Regions from separate parts of the Mus musculus genome. Here region 1 is linked to region 2. A link is a loop called in an ENCODE intact Hi-C map of the cell type or tissue named here. Cell type or tissue: left cerebral cortex. All regions are shown on one strand. Each heading gives the region's core, and the rest is flanking DNA. Links, peaks and the distances in the headings are about the cores only.

Region 1 (8,321 bases), core at 206-8,205, 380 kb after region 2:
CAGACCAGGTACTGGCTCACAACCGGCTGTAGTTCCAGTTCCAGGGTTCTGACACCCTTGGGCCTCTGAGGGCGTCTGCACTCACGTGGTGTGAGCAGGCACACACATGTGCACAAGTATGCTAAATGAAAAGCACACTGTGGGCTAATTAGGTCTAGCCTGGGCAGAGTAAGCTTAGGTTCCATCCCCAGAACAGTAAGCAAACACATGATAAATAAAAGCAGATAAATAAACGGGCTGCTAGGCTCAATCTGTGCGCCTGCCCCTGAACAGTGGCCGCAGCTCCAATAGTTTCCACCCCACAATGGCCCCTGGCTGGCTGTCCCAACACACCCAATGCATCCTACAAGTCCCCAGCAGGCACACTTTTTTGGGGGGGTGGGGGTGGGGTGGGACCTGATCTCCCCGGTGTCCCCTACTTCCAGTCAGGTCCAAAAGGCAGAGGCCAGGATCAAGCTTCAGGACCTGCCTGGCCAACCCAGGCCTCACAAGGATGGAGTAGCCACCCAGTTCAATTATTCAGACCTCCTGTGGGGTGTGGGGCCAGACTCAAGTTACCTGAACGGGATGGAAGCCTACTTTCCCTTCCTTCTCCTTTGTTGAAGGGCAGGTGGGGCTGGAATATCCTACCAGGCTCAGCCCATGGCACTGGGCCCGCAGTAGGGCCAACACTTACTTGTGCACGGACACATACATTCACTCTACTCTTCAGGTCTGCACTTTGAAGGGGCCCCAGAAACATAGGGGAGAGGCCTCAAAACCAGCACAAGCCCAGGCCCAACAGCGCTGCGCTAGCAGGTTCTGAGGGGAGAGAAGCTGGGAGGTTCCCAAGCTCGACCTTCACCAACACCGAGATGTGGTCACTCCGATCCCAGAGCGCCACCAGGCCACGGGCTTGGGCAGGATGCAGGGTGCAGAATGCTGGTAGCCAATATCCACTGCCATCCCTGTGGCTCCTCAAACTCGCGATGGCTGATAGACAGGGACTCGAAAGTCCCACCCTTCGGAAAAAGAGACCTGTGGACAACCTTGCCTGGCTTCCCAAGAACACTAACTGCTACCCTGGCCCCAGCTTCTCCATCACAAACCCCATTCTCACAGCTCACCGTATCCACTGCGAGCACCTACACCCCGTTTGCTATTAACTCAACTGTTCACCCCTCTACAGCTTACTTACTCTCCCCTCCTTATGGAATACAAAGTTTTAATTAGTGCGATTCAACTCACTTTCAGTCAAGCCCCTGTCCAAACAAACCCCTCATCCACAGACTATCAACAACATATCCCATAAGCCTGCTGGCCTTAATGGGGGGAGAGGCCATCCCAGTGAACAAATGGGGGCTCAGTGCAAGAGCTTGTGCTTAGCCCTGGGTTCAGTCCCCAGCATCAAAAGGACGGAGGAATGGACAGGTGGAGGGAGGGAGGGAGGGGAAAAAGCAAGCAGAGGTCTTCCTGCTCTCCGGGGCTAACTCAGCCTGGACATGACTGCATCTGTCTGACAGCCTACACTTGTACCCCAACCAACAGTCCAGGTCGGGTGAACTCAACCTCACCTAGCTACCTCTCCAGGACAGGTCACCTGAATGTGACCTGAATGCAGATGAGTGGCCAAGGCAGAAAATGCACCAAGTGTCTCCAATCAGCAAACGGGGGCTTCCTGGCCACCGCAGTTTCTGACTTACCACCCAAGTACATACACTCCCTGAGTGAGGCCGAGAGTCCACCTTTAAACACATCCATTTAGGAGACTGATGCTCAGGGACTAGGAGAACCAGGGAGCAAGAGGCTGGCAACAACCATCCCTACCAACCCTCCTCCCACTGCACTAAGAACCAACACTATGTTGCAGGGTCCGTGAAACCCTAGCAACCCCGATTTAACACACAGAGCTGGATGCCTGCGCCTGAGCCTCAGGTCCTTGAATATCATAGGACAAGACTGAAGGCTCGTTTTCCACACATCGACTCTTAAGGACTACTGTTTGATTTTCCTAACCCACCTAACTCTAGCAGGACAACTCAACAGAACACATGGCTCATCTTCCCAAGCCCAAGACAACTTCAAGTTCAAGGTAAGGGAAAAGTGAAGGCAGGAGGCCCAGACACTGGCAGAGGAGCCTCCCTCAGGGGAGAGGCTGGTCTCTGCCGAGTTAAGTAGCTTTCTGAAATATCCAGGATAGTGGCCGACTGCAGAGACAGTCCTGTGTCTGCCTAGCAGAGGGAGACCACAGCCCTTAGGCCAGAGACACTGGGCAGTCTGCCAGCCTAGGCTGCAAGGCTGTGTTCTTGACCTTGAACCAAACTCAACCTGACCCTAACAGGGGCAGAAGCTGGAAGCACACACTTCCCAGGTGTAACAGCGAGAAAGTTAAGTCCCCAGAGGCCCCTGGGTTCACTTATCCAACCACCCCCTAACTGACCACTGAGGGGTCGGTTCTACAGTGATAGTCCCCCTAGCTTTAAGGGGATGGACACAAAGCCCTTTTTAAGCTCCGGTTCTACACAGATATGGGAAGTTAGCTGTACACACAGAACAAGCACAAACTACAGGGGACTGCCTCCTCTCAGACATGGCATCTCCTCATAGCACACAAGGTGCCAATTCTGATACAAGACCCTTGGAGATAGAGGCCTCTGAGCCCCTCCTCCACTCCACTCACGTGCATCCCTGAGAGGGTTAACAGCCTGCAGACCCTGGAACTCACCAGGCCCTGGCAGAAGTCTCAAAACCAGGACAAAGAGCGGAGGGGACTATTTAACATATCAAAGCAGAACTGGTAACTAGGATCTCCCGGCATCCCTCACAGTACCTGTTACCGGACACTCCAGGCAGATATACCCCCGCCCCTTACCCTAAACTTAATCCAGCCCACAGGCTAAGCTACCCTCTCCCCCTACCTACTCTTCTCTATATAACCCGACCATTTTGGTCCCCTCTTTTACTCGGGCGGCTCCTGCACCTGGTTCCTATCCTCACTCCCCCCAAGGGTCAGACTTCTCTGATGTCCCTGCCTGTGTCTCTGTTTAATCCACAATAAATGCCTTCCCTCTGCCACCCCTACGAGCAGTCATTGTCTTACTGATTTTTTTTTTCCTACTCACAAAATAATCCAACTCCACATGGCTTTCCTAAACTTCAGGACAACCCGATGCAGCAGAGAAAAGACCCTATCATGCCCAACTTCTTAGCCTTGTCCAAACCCACTAGGCAATAAATAGAGCAGCTTGTGAGTTACCCTTCCAATACTCTGGCTAAGACCGGTCTACCTGGCGAGCCTACCTCATGCAGGGCCCCTCTGCATGCCTAGCGGGAACCTTTCTTCTACTGCAAGATGGTTAGGACTCTTCTACCCCTCTTAGTGTGCCCTTGCCACCTTTTGCAGAACACCCTTGGGAACATGGGCAACACTCTCCCGAGGGTCAAGCTCCATCTCTTTCTTAGAGTTAACAGAGAACGTGATCTCCGGGACACAGAGGCGGAGGGGGTAGAGGGGTGTATCACCGAAAACTTGCTTTTACAAAGTTCTGGCGGAGACTCAAGCGGACCCTGGGCCCGGCTCTGCGGGGCTTCCTCTCCACCACCACCCCCGCCCCCGCGAAAGCTCAAGTTCCACGGCCCAGACCGGAGCCTCAGGGGAGCACCGACCCCACTGGCCCCCACGCCGCGAGGACCCGAGGCAGACAAAGCCCAGCGCCGCTCCGCGGGGGGTCGCGGGTGGGAGGGGAGCCCCGGGGTGGGGAGGGCCTCCGAGGAGCATGCGCGCTCACGGCCGCGCCGCGCGGGCCCCCACCATGCCCCGCGCGCACCGGCCGGGCCGACCGCGCCGGGCTAACACGGAGCATGCGCGCCGCGCGCCAGGCCCCGCCCCCCCGGGGCGCCCGAGCCGCAGCGGCGGGAACCTCAAAGCCCCGGCGCGAGCCGGCTGCTCCCCGCGGACTGCCCTCCCCCCTCGGGGGGAGGAAGAGACGCGGGGGTGGGGGGGAGGAGGGGGGTGGACGCACGGGGGGGAAGGAGGGACTGACAGCCCCCGCGTGGCCGCGCACACCCGGTCCCCCCCCTCCCCCGGCCCGGGACTGGCTCCCCGGAGTTCCCCCGCGCGGCGTGGGGGAGGGGCGGGGCGTGACCCCACGGCGCCCCTCCCCCCCAAAACCGCCAACCGCCCCCGCCCCACTCACGACGCGCTCCTTCGTGTGCTCGGGCTCCGTGATGATCGCGGCCGCGCCGGCCGCCTTGCCCGCCGTCGCCGGCCTGGCTGTGCGCTTGCCGCCGCCGGGGGCCCCGTCCAGCTCCGGGCCGTCCTCGTCGCCGCTGCTGCCGCCGCCGCTGCTGCTGCTGCAGCGCTCGGGCCGCTCGCGCTTCCTGCCCGCGGGGCCGCCGCGTCGCCGGGGCCCCGCGCGCGCCGTGCCGTTGCCCGAACTCGGCTCCTCCCAGGCCGCCCCCTTCTTCCTGGGCATGGTCGCCGGGCTGCGGGAGACACACGGGGCGCACAATGCACACGGGGCGGGCTGCGGGGCGGGGGAGGGGACGCGCGGCGCGGCGTGGGCCGCCCCACCTGCTGCTCCCTCGCCCCTCCCCACGCCGCGCGCCACGCGGGGACCCCCCCCTGTACCCCGGCCGGGCCCCAAGCACCTGCGAGCACGCGCGAAAAGAGGAACTTTCGTGGGGCCCCAGCCCGGCCCCCGCGGCCCGGCGCTCGCCCCGTCTGCTTTTTTTTTTTTTTTTTTTTTTTATTGATTTTGAACAATGGGATCTCTGTCTGTCTCCGATTAAACCACGTGGATCCGCCTTCCTTCCCCTTCTTATTCATTCCGTCCCCCAACCCCCCCTTCCCCAGCGTCTTTTTTTTTTTTTTTAACCTTTCTCGGGGGGGAAGGGGGAGGGAGAGGAGAAAAAAAAAGAGGAAAAAAAAAAAACTTTCCCAGACCCTGCAAACTGGTCCCAGACGGTTTCCAGCCCCTACCTGGTTGGAGTGATGAGAAACGAGGAGGGAAGCGACTGAAAGACGGGGTCGAAGGCTTCTTCTCTCCCCGGCCGGGACGAGGGCTCCAGCCCACTCACCAGATACACTTAAAATGTAAATACGAGCTTCCAGAACAAATGCTACAACACAAAACAGAAACACATGTGCGGCCGGGCGGCAAGCGAGCGCGCGCGCGGCGGGCGGCGAGGGGCCCCGGGTGCGCGCGCCCCCTACCGGCCGGAGGACCCCACCGCCCAGCCGGGCCGCCCACCCGAGCCTGCGTCCCGGACGCCCGGCGCCACGCCGCAGGCCCCGCTGGGCCCCGCCGCTTGCGCGCTCCGCACGCCCTTGCACGCAGCGCGGCCTGCGCGTCACAAGGCGTCTTCGGGGCTCGGGAGAGTGTCAGATTCTCTTGTTTTTTCCCCCTGAGCGTCTAGACAGGTCACCTGAGGACACTCGCTGGAAAATAGTTGCTTTGCTCACGCAGCAGCCAGCGAGGGACGTGCCCTAATTGAGTGATGGGAATGAAAAATGAACACAATTTGAGTAACTTTCTCCTGTGCAGACTCAGGGTAGATTTGATACGTCGTGGATGCGTCCAGAGTGTGCAGCCGGGTGCTGTTAGAATGATCAAGTTACATAAAGGTTTGGTGTAGTATGAAATTAGTAATTAGCTGGGGGACGTACTATGAAATTAGTAATTAGCATAGGTGGACTTGAAAGTACTTGTGATGGGAATTTTCTTCATTTTAAAAACGTATTTACCGCGCCTCAGTACAAGCAAGACTAGATGCAAAGGTGCTAGAAGCTTAGAATACAGACCTGGAGAACAAGATCTCTGCCCAGTTGGAAGGCGAAGTAAGAGGAAAGATTAAGAAATTACTGAAAGCATGGTACTTACCGGGTTCCAGGATCAAGGAAGGCGTTCCCTGGGAGAGCTGAGTTTTAAAATTGTAAAGAATCTGACCTGGCAGAAGTGGGAGAGGAAACCTTTCCCCTACCCCGTGGGACAGTGCAGGGTCTAGGAATCCGGGAAGAGAAGTGGCCAGAGGTGCTGGGGTCAAGGCTGAGGAGTCGACAGGGCCCCCCTCACAGGACCCGACAAGCCACGTGCACGATCGGCTTGGTTGGAACTAGGGGAAGGTTTGCATCTCAGTGTCACTTTCTCTTCTGACAAATGTTTTTCTTTGGGGTTTTGTTTCCGTCTCATGTAGCCCAGGCTGGCCTGAAACTGACCGTGTAGCCCAGGCTGACATTGAACCTGATCCTCCTACTTCTCTCTCTCTCTCTCGAGCGCCCGAGTTAACACTGAAAGTTTCTTTTTTGGCAACTTCCTTGGTTGACTAGAGAGAGTTTCTAGGGTCTTTGCAGTTCGTTCTTAATTACATCAAGAAGCGGGATGGGGGCGGGGGGAGGGTGCACAGGACCAAACGTTTGAAGGCAGGCGGAGAATCCTGGAGAACCAAATCTAAGTTATTTGATCAAAGTCACCAGCCTGGGTGGAAGCACTTATGTAAAACAACTCAGAAAATGAGCACCAACTGGTGCGTTTCAGGGATATTAGAAGCACCGTCTGAAAGCCTCTTAATAGACCTGGCATTCGAAAAGATTGAAGAGATTAAGCCGTGATGCTTTGATATAAAACATTAGAACCAACTAGAAAAGAATTCTGCCTAAGTGTGCCGTCAGGTCCGGGTTTCAGGAAATGGCACGCCGGAGCTTGTCCGGGGGTGGTGGCTGGTTGGGCGGTTATCCTCCCGACAACACCCTGTGTGGCCAATTAGAAACGCTGAGGGTGCCTTTAAAAGGTTTTTAGGCAGCGAGTCTCTCTCTCTTTCTCCTGCCCCATTATACGGCTTTCTGCCGGCGTAAAAGGCACATGCGTCAGAACCGCTGATGCAACCCGACGCTAATATCACGTTGCATCATCTGACCCAAGGTGTGGTGCTTCCAAAACTGGTTTTTCCTGAGGCTGTGCTAAGGAAGAAGAGCACTCAGAGGATAACACCCACTAACCAGCCCTCCTCGTCGGATGGGAAAAGTGTTCTCTGCCACTCCATGCCTCACTATTTCAGACCCAGGGAAAGCCCGAGTGATGCCCCTGGTTGAGATGGGGGTGCGGGCGCACACACGAAAAGGCGAACATGTAGGCTGCTGTTCACCTTATGTAACCAATGTGACAGAGTGAGGTGCACCTACGGGCCATGCAGGGAGTGCTCCCTCCAACATACACTTGTGCTTGGGCTTTTTACTTCATTTTAATTGAGCGTCTGCTCGGGACAGAAGAAAGAAGAGAAGAGAGAGCAAATTCTATCTGAGCACAAATGCCCGGCTTCCGTTTGTACATGGAAATATGGGCCATCTTACTGTTAGTCTCCTCTGCTGCTCCTTAATAAAAGTTAAACTCGGCGGCAACCAGGGTCCTTCCCAGAGCTGTGGTCCATCCAGCTGGACCACAGAAAGTTCCACTTGTAGTCCAAGGAGTCTCTGGTCTCATATAATATACCTTGAGTTTTTTGATTCACCAGCCTGACCTCTGGAATTCGGAGATTGCAAACATGTACCACCGTATATAAGATGCTGGGAGTCAAAGCTGGGGTTTCTTACATGCTAGGCAAGCACTCTATCCACCACAGATGCACACTCTCAGCTCCAGAGATGAATTCTGATGGTCTGGGTAACTGGACCATGACAGGAGGATTCACAAACTATCTACGCTGTGAACCAGGAACCTGGGAAGCCACTGAGCCCTTGAATACAGCTGATCCGTGCCGCAATTACGTTGTAGCACAAACACACACTGGAATTGTTGGTTTTGGTTTGGTTTTGGTTTGGTGGTTGTTGCTGCTGCTGTTTTACCATGTTCGTGAAGCAAGGTTTCCCTGTGTAGCCCAGCCTGGCCTTGAACTGGTGGTTTCACTGCGTCATCTCCTGAGCCCTGGCATCCTGGGTCTGTACCACTATTACACCCAGCCCACCCTAGACTTGAGGACTTAGAGCAAAAAGGACAAACAAACAAACAAAAAAAGCCACAACAACAGATCTCATGACTAATTTTATTATATTAATGTGGACACGAAACCAGGCAGGGGTGGTGCAAGCCTTTAATCCCAGCACTTGGGAGGCAGAGGCAGGCAGATCCTGGTCTACAGAGTGAGTTCCAGGACAGCCAGAGCTACACAGAGAAACCCCGTCTCAAAAAACAAAACAAAACAAACAAAATGTGGACACAGTGGTATATAGCTCTCTAGTCCCAGTTACTTGGAGAATCGTAAGTTTGAACCTAACTTGGACAGCATAGAAGAAGCAAATAGAGGTGGGGATACTCGTGAGAAAAACACTTGGCTTGGCTTGTGAGAGG
Region 2 (8,321 bases), core at 128-8,127:
CCCTGCCTCAACCCTACCCCAAACCGAAAGAAAAACAGACAAGATCAGGTCACACTGGGAGTTCTTTTTCTGTTTTGTTTCTTTGAAACAGGGTCTTGCTTGTAGCCCCTGCCTGTCCTTGAACTTCCTATGTTGACAAGGCTGAGGCAGGATAGAAAGGAGGTCATGAAGAAAAGAAATGAACTCGGAATCCAGCTGAGTCCTCTCACTAGCAGAGAAACAAGAATTCTAGCACAACTACCAATGGCTGAGGCCTTGAACCCCCACCCAGCTCTAAAGGACCCAATTTTCTAGGTCTCTCACCAGAAACCCCCATTTATAGGAAAAGGATGTGTACAACACCTTTTTGTTGTTTAAAAAAACAATAATAAGGGTGCTGGAGAGATGGCTCAGAGGTTAAGAGCACTGACTGCTCTTCCTGAGGTCCTAAGTTCAAATCCCAGCAACCACACGGTGGCTTACAACCAGCTGTAACAAGACCTGATTCCTTCTTCTGGTGTGTCTGAAGACAGCTACAGTGTACTTACATATAATAAAAATAAATCTTTAATACAAAACAAAAAATAACAGAAGCAGAGAAAGCACCCAGCCGAGCTTCCTACTGGACTTACAACCCAGAAGGAAAAAGCTTGTTCTTCTCCCACCACCTTAAATACCTTCAAGTCTGAGGCTCTCCTTTCTACTGCCTGTGTTTTCTTGGGTTCACTTCCTGTCAGCTGATGCCTGCTCTGCCTCTTGAGCTATGATTGATTTTATTTAACCCTGTTTACAGAGCGCTCTTGGATTAAAGGTGTGTGCTCGGGCTGAGCCGCACCACCACAAGAAACAGGTGTTTTTTTTTTTCCCCAGTCTACAATTTTGGGGTTCACAATGTGATCATGTGTTCTGAAACCTTTTTGTGGAATCACAGTGAGTCCTGGCTTCGTGTCTTGTCTATGTCCAAGCTGCTGAGCCATCTCTCCACTCCCCAGACTTGCTGCTTTGGGAGCCCAAATTCAATTCCCAGAACCACATGGCTACTCATAGTCATCCATAAGTCTAGGTTCAGATGTCCAATATTCTGGCCTCCATGGAACACGTGAGGTACACAGACACACGTGCAAGAGAACACCTGTACACATAAAATATTTTTTTAAAAAGAGAAAGCATTGTTAAGTAACCTTTTAAGATATAACTTGAGAGAGAGCAGAATGAAACATTTGGCTAATGCTAAGACCGTTACTTTTGACTCTCCCTTGGGGGGCCATATACCCTTGGGTATTGGGTATGTCTTAATTTTCTGCAGCTTTTATTTACACCCACATTCATGCCCTTGCCTGGCGCTCACTTTTCTCAGTGCCTCTCTTTTTTCCTATTCCTTGTCCTTAAGCCTATATTAGGTTTGGAGATTCACCTGCCCCTGCCTCCTGAGTGGTGGGATTAAAGGCGTGCGCCATCACTGCCCAACATCTTTTTTTGTTTGTTTGTTTGGTTTTTTTTTTGTTTTTGTTTTTTCGAGACAGGGTTTCTCTGTATAGCCCTGGCTGTCCTGGAACTCACTCTGTAGACCAGGCTGGCCTCGAACTCAGAAATCCACCTGCCTCTGCCTCCCGAGTGCTGGGATTAAAGGCGTGAGCCACCACGCCCGGCTCCAACATCTTAAAATGTCTTTAATACAACTTCCAACTTGACTTCATTATACTGGCCAGTCCTGAAGTTATTTTCAATGTTGAAGCCACAAATCCTGGTTTAGGTTGAGCTAAGGTACCTAAAAGATGAGGGGAACACCTAAGGATGGCTGAGGGTGACAGTACAGAGTCTCACCTTTGTCCCCTCATTGCTAAAACTGATGCTTCGAACTTGTAGCCATCCTCCTGCCTCTGCGACATCCTCCACACTGGGACTGCAAGCATGCTCTACCATATCCAACTGGGACTTCTTTTTTTTTTAACTTTTTTTTCGATTTTTATTTATTATTATACATAGGTACACTATAGCTGTCTTCAGATACCAGAAGAGGGCATCATATCTCATTACGGATGGTTGTGAGCCACCATGTGGTTGCTGGGATTTGAACTCAGAAACTCTGGAAGAGCAGTCTGTGCTCTTAACCGTTGAGTCATCTCTCCAGCCCAGGGGACTTCTTTTTAAATGACTCATTTTACTGAACTTCAGTTTGTAGGCTCTAAAATACAACTCTCACTTCAAGGAAAACTGAAACTCTTTTTTTTTTTTTTTTGGAGCCATAGGGATGACTGTGGCCCAGAAACACAGATTCACGTTACCAGAATACATGTTCCAGGTGTGGTAACAATTTCATGAAAATTTCATAATGACTATCTTAGTCAGTGATCTATTACTGTTAACAGACGCCATGGCCACAGCAACTTTTATAAGAGAGAGCACGTAATTAGGCTGGCTTACAGTTTCAGAGATTCAGTCCATTATCATCAAGGCGGGAAGCATGGCAGCACGCAGGCAGACATGGTGCTGGAGAAGTAGTTGAACATTCTCCATCTGGATCTGCAGGCAGCAGGAAGAGAAAGGCACTGGGACTGGCTTTGACTTTTGAAACCTCAAAGCTCACCCCCAATAATATACTTCCTCCAAAAGGCCACACCCACTCCAAGGCCACACCTCCTAGTTCCTCTCAAGTAGTGCCAATTCCTAATGACCAAGCATTCAAAATTATGAGCCTATGGGGGCCATTCCCATTCAGACCACCACAGTGATGAAAAAATAGTTATAAACCGAGGCATTAGCCCGGCCGTGGTGTCGCACACCTTTAATCCCAGCATTTGGGAGGCAGAGGCGGGCAGATTTCGGAGTTCGAGGCCAGCCTGGTCTACAGAGTGAGTTCCAGGACAGCCAGGACTGCACAGAGAAATCCTGTCTCGAAAAACCAAAAAACTGAGCCAGGCGTGGTGGCACACGCCTTTAATCCCAGCACTCGGGAGGCAGAGGCAGGTGGATTTCTGAGTTTGAGGCCAGCCTGGTCTACAAAATGAGTTCCAGGACAGCCTGGGCTACACAGAGAAACCCTGTCTCAAAAAAAACCAACAAAAACAAAAAACCCAAAAAATCAACAAAACAAAACAAACATCAAACCGAGGCATTTTTCAAACCGTTGGTGGAGACCTCAGGCAGGTGAGTCACCGCAAAGCCGGGAAACATCATTTATGGCCCTTACTTGCTATCTGATGACATTCTTAGCCTTTATTGGTGAAAGCTGGCATTTGTACCTTCCAAAGGATTTACCTAATAGTCACAAGGATCTTAGGTCACATACAGAGGTGGCCAATAAATGGCTATTTAGAGGGTCAAGATAACTCAAAATCAATTCGCCTCCCAATCTGCCTTATTCTAGCTTTTCACAAGTGATCAACCTCGTGGAAGGATTAGGAGGTGTGTCCTCGTTGGAAAAGCTGTGATGGGGGTTTGGTCTTTGAGTTTTCCAAAAGCCCGTATCAGGCCCGGGTCACTGTCGTCCGTGCTCCCCTTCCTCCCGCCCCATCCCTGTGTGCTGTGGCCCTTCCACCCCCACCAGGATCATGACGTACAGCTCTCAGCTGCTTCTCTGGTATCACGCCTGCCTGCATGCCGCCATGCTCTCCCGCATGCTAATCATGGACTAAGCCTCTGAAACTGTAAGCAAGCCCCCAATGAAAGGATTTCTTTTTGTAAGTGTTGCCTTGGTCATAGTGTCTCTTCACAGCAAAGACAACCAGGAACTTTGGTTCACAACTTTGATTTGTACTCCTGTTGCGCTAAGCCACTGGGGCCTTGCGCACATAGTAGGTTATAAAAAGTTGTGGAGCGAGATTCCTCCAGAAGCCTCTGAGAACCTTCTGGGATTGGCGGGGACAAGGACATTCCGTCAGAAGGGCAGGGCTGCAGGGTATCTTGCATATCAGCCACCCTGGTCTAGGGTATAGAGTTTGAACTACAACCAGGTTCGGGATTAGGCTCAGATCAGCGGCATCTCGAGCTTCTCAGGTCCCACAGCAGCAGAGAGCAATCGCTTCACGGTCTGATCTGAGGCGCCCGGCAGAGGGCACTCGGGAGCGATCGGGGGGTCCCCCGGAGCTTCCGCTCTAGACAGAACTTGGTCATAGAGTCGCATCACTTCCGGTCCTGAAGGGGCGGGGAGAAGCCGGAAGTCCCGAGGGCTCGGGCGATAGAGATGGAGGAGAGTGAGTACGAGTCTGTTCTGTGTGTCAAGCCGGAGGTCCACGTCTACCGCATCCCGCCGCGGGCCACCAACCGTGGTTACAGGTGACCGTTCCTGGCTTAATCTTCCCGTCCCCCGCCCCGGCATGCACTGCGGGGGACGAGGACCGGTTGTCGGGTTTAGGGGCGGAAAGGATGGAGCCCTGTGGCTACTTTAATCGGGGCCAGACTTAGGAGGGGTCGCTGGCCCTGAGCCGTCAGCGGGACGCCGGCAACGGTCGCAGCCAGCTCCTGGGGACCCGAGAGCGCAGTGGGTTCCCTCGGCGGGGTCTACGGGTCGTGTCACAGCGCTAACCGACAGTCGTGACGGGATCCCAGAAAACCCTGCCACCCGCGGAAATCCCCGCCGGGAGGGCACGGGAGGGAACCCGGCCATCTGGGGGACCCGTCCCACGAAGCCCAGGGACGCTGTTCCTATCTCCGGCTCTCCTGACCCCAGTTTCACCCCTGATCACAACATACTTGCAGCTGGGAGGATACCGCCGCCCTTGTCTTGAGTGAGCGTCACCTGAGGCAAATAAACTCAAATGCCTGTAAACACACGGAGTGTCTCCGGAAGGGAACCCAGGACTCTAGTCTAGGAGAGGAGACACAAAGTTGGACACCTTCCCTAACTGAAAAAGATGAAAAATACGTGGTGTGTCCTGTGCCCTGTGGTGGGGTGTTGCTACTTAGGCTGGGTGGCTCTCGAAGGCGATGGGTGTCTGAGTTGTTTGGAAACAGGTCGTCGGGTACCACAAATGTGTTGGAGGGCCAACTCCATCTGCCCTTTGCGCTATGTAACACAGGCTCATAACATTTTCTGAATGGGTATCTTAGAACACTTAACTGTGTCGGTGCGATGATTTTAAAATAATATTAAAATGACAAGAATGGAGGTCAGCAAGCTACAGCTGCCTGTGCTTGCTTTTGCGTGTCTGGGTGTGGTGCGGGTGCATGCAGAAGCCACAGGAGTTCCAGCCAGTGTCTTGCTTTTTTCATGTCCGTTGTTCCCTTGAGGTGGCCCCTAACTGAAGCTGGGGTTGGCTGTTTTCATCTAGACTAGGTGTTCAGCAAGCCCAGTGAAACTCCTTTCTCTGCCCCACCCCACACAGTGGAGGGTCTACAGGTAGCTGGAGCCAGACCTGGCTTTTAGGCGCTAGAGATCCAAACTCGGGGCCTCAAGCTTGCTCATCTGCACCGAATCATCTCCACAGCTGTCTCCCTTTCCTTTCTTGTTATCAAACCGGAGATTGGCAGTCTACCCCTATCTGTTGGGTCTTCGTTCAGTAGACTAGGGTTAGCTTCTCTTGATCCTCCGGAGGGTGGGGTCACCAAGTATCCAGCCAGGCTGGTTTGATACAGAGGAAGCTGCCCGCCCTACACTCAACCTTTCGGGCTCTCCTTAGCCTGAATCTAAAGCCCGCGGCGCCAGGAAGAGGAACAGAAACTGAGCCTGCTGCCTTGTTAGCTGAAGATGTACATTCATGTGGATCTGCCACAGCTGCCAGCTAGAGTTCTAGAGAGCTGACAGTGGCTTTGCTTAGAACTTCCCAGAAAAGCCTTCTGAAAGTACCCATGGCATTTGCTGTTCAGGGGTTTCTCTTTGCTTCTGCTGCTGCTGCTGCTGCTGACGACGACACTGTTGCCTTCTAAAGGAGCCAAAGAAGGCATTGACGAGGGTCCTCGTTCCCTCCTACCTGGAATACAGCCGAGAATATCCTTCCTAGCCGCTCTTTCCTCCCCCGGACCCTCATGCACTTTTACACTCTTTCTACCAAAGATCCTGTCCCTCTGTACTCCCTCCATGGTCTCAAGGGTCCCCCAGCCGGTTGGTCCCGCTAGCTTGGCATCACAGTGCCTTAACAGACACAATAGGCCCGGAGCTGCTTCCTCTATGGACAGGAAGCTGGGAAGGAATTCCCACTTGGGTGAAGGTCTGTGGTCTTTAGAATAGGGGCCAGCAACAGCGGCTGCGTGTGGGCGTTTTGAATGCCAGCACGCTCCAACTGCCTGCAGTTTTGAATGGCCACAGGCTAAGAATAATATTTTGGACAACTTGAAATGACTGGAGATTTTGAAGACTGTTTCATAACGGAACAGTTACGAGCTTCGGATTCTGAGGACTTCCTGAGGGACAGCCTTGCCAAGAATAGCTATTACAGTTTTCATTTTTACATTTACTTTTTGTATATGTATGGATGTTTTGTCTGCGTGTATCACAGGACTCAAGTTACAGACCCTTGTTATCTGCTAAGTGGATGTTGGGAATCGAACTCAGGTCCTCAGATAGAGTAGCCAATGTTCTTAACTCCTAAGCCATCTTTCCAGCCCTGTAATAAGGACTTTTTTGTTGTTGTTGTTTTCTGTTTGTTTGTTTGGTTTTTCGAGACAGGGTTTCTCTGTATAGCTCTGGCTGTCCTGGAGCTCACTTTGTAGACCAGGCTGGCCTCAAACTCAGAAATCCACCTGCCTCTGCCTCCCAAGTACTGGGATTAAAGGCATGCGCCACCACGCCCAGCCAGGACTTTCTTTTTTTAAGTTTATTTACTTATTTATTGTGTTTATCTGTGTGGACACATTACTGTTACATAGATGTGTACTGTGTCTGGGTACATTGCTGTCACATCTGTGTGTAGTGTGTTTGTGTGGGCACACTGCTGTCACATCTATGTGGCGGTCAGAAGACAATGTGGGGACTTGTCTCTTCCCATGATGCCACACACCTTTAATCCCAGCACTCAGGAAGCAGTGGCAGGTGGATCTCTGTGAGTTTAAAGTCAGTCTGGTCTACAGAGGGAGTTCCGTGCCAACCAGGGCTACACATTGAGACCCCATTTCAGAAGAGAACGGTTTAAACCACATTTGTTGGTGTGTATCTGCGAGCTGGTGTAAGTTTGTGGTCTGTGCACGTGTGCTGTTGTGTGAGTGGCCTTCGGTGGACAGTTGGTGGGAGCTGGTTCTCTCCTGCCCTGTGGAGTTTCAGGGATGGGAAGCAGGTGAGTGGCTGGGCTGTGGTTCCTTTCCCTGCCCAGCCCTCTCACCAGCCCCTGCATGTGGCACAGCATCAGAATAGTCCAGTTGACCAGCAGAGGCTGTGTGGCCTGCGGGGATGGAGGTTTGCCGATATTGCACCCTTGAGCAGGCAGCCTCTCCCCATTCTCTTTCTCGGCATGGGAGGCATGGAGTAGGAGGCTCAGTGTCTTTTGTCCTCCTAGGGCCTCAGAATGGCAACTGGACCAGCCATCGTGGAGTGGCCGGCTGCGGATCACTGCGAAAGGGAAGGTGGCCTACATCAAGCTGGAGGACAGGACCTCTGGTAAAGGCTCAGGACACGAGTTAGGCTAAGATGTCTGAGCTGCCTCCCCCCCCCCCCCCCCCCCCCGTGGATGAGAGAGACTGCTCTGGCCAAGCCAGGCTGTTCAGAGCCATGGCAGGACCATTACTGCAAGATGAAGGCCTCTGGGTGCATCCAAGTGCTGACGTGCCGTGCTTATAATCCCAGAACATGGGAAGACCCTTTCTCACGCAACAAAACAAGGGTGTGTTTGATCCAACACAGAGGGCATTGTTGTTAGCGTATCTTTGAGTGTGAAGCCCAGCATAAAAGCTCCTGGCTCAAGCCAGGCAGTGGTGGCACATGCCTTTAATCCCAGCACTTGGGAGGCAGAGGCAGGTGGATTTCTGAGTTCGAGGTCAGCCTGGTCTACAAAGTGAGTTCCAGGACAGTCAGGGCTACACAGAGAAACCCTGTCTTGAAAACACCAAAAACAACAACAACAAAAAGCTCCTGGCTCTGTGGTCTTCGCTGTCTGCCTGGTCTCTGAAACTAAACTAAGCTACTGTATTTTAGACACTCTGCTTTCTGCAGGGCCTACTGGCTCCTCTTACAGTCCTTCCTTGGTGTTAGGCCTTTCTGGGTGTGACATATCTGTGATGGCCCATCACCCTCAGGCTTAGAGCCAGCCACAAATAGATAAATTGCTGAGCCTGGGGGGTGGCAGCCCTAGCCTGCCGTTACTGTGTGGGCACGGAGGCCCAGTGTAAGTGGAGTTTTTAATCTTTAAGAAAAGCAAAGGCTGGCATGGCCTTAATCCCACCTGGAGGCAGAGGCAGGTGGATCTCTGAGTTTA

Evidence for each region. Peaks named below come from ENCODE experiments on the same cell type or tissue, not always from the same donor. Only the 100,000 strongest peaks of a DNase experiment are listed, where the experiment ranks them.
Region 1: a loop joins it to region 2, with 2.4 times the contacts of the local background. A loop is called at or near these places in 2 of 42 quality-filtered maps.

Annotation. Positions count from the first base shown.
Region 1 is chr4:140,698,290-140,706,610 of GRCm38, reverse strand. It overlaps Rcc2 (regulator of chromosome condensation 2), which reads right to left and starts at 5,138. Exons shown (of 13, transcript NM_173867.5): 1 at 4,961-5,138; 2 at 4,176-4,464. The coding sequence starts at 4,454. In left cerebral cortex, for the core only: a CTCF peak has its summit at 5,179 (motif pointing left); DNase peaks (open chromatin) are centred at 4,395, 5,237, 5,749, 6,848 and 1 more place; H3K4me3 peaks cover 4,076 bases; H3K27ac peaks cover 3,425 bases.
Region 2 is chr4:141,074,146-141,082,466 of GRCm38, reverse strand. Necap2 (NECAP endocytosis associated 2) reads left to right here and starts at 4,110. Exons shown (of 8, transcript NM_025383.4): 1 at 4,110-4,254; 2 at 7,407-7,507. The coding sequence starts at 4,163. In left cerebral cortex, for the core only: a CTCF peak has its summit at 4,028 (motif pointing right); DNase peaks (open chromatin) are centred at 4,081, 4,558, 5,625 and 6,108; H3K4me3 peaks cover 2,453 bases; H3K27ac peaks cover 1,642 bases.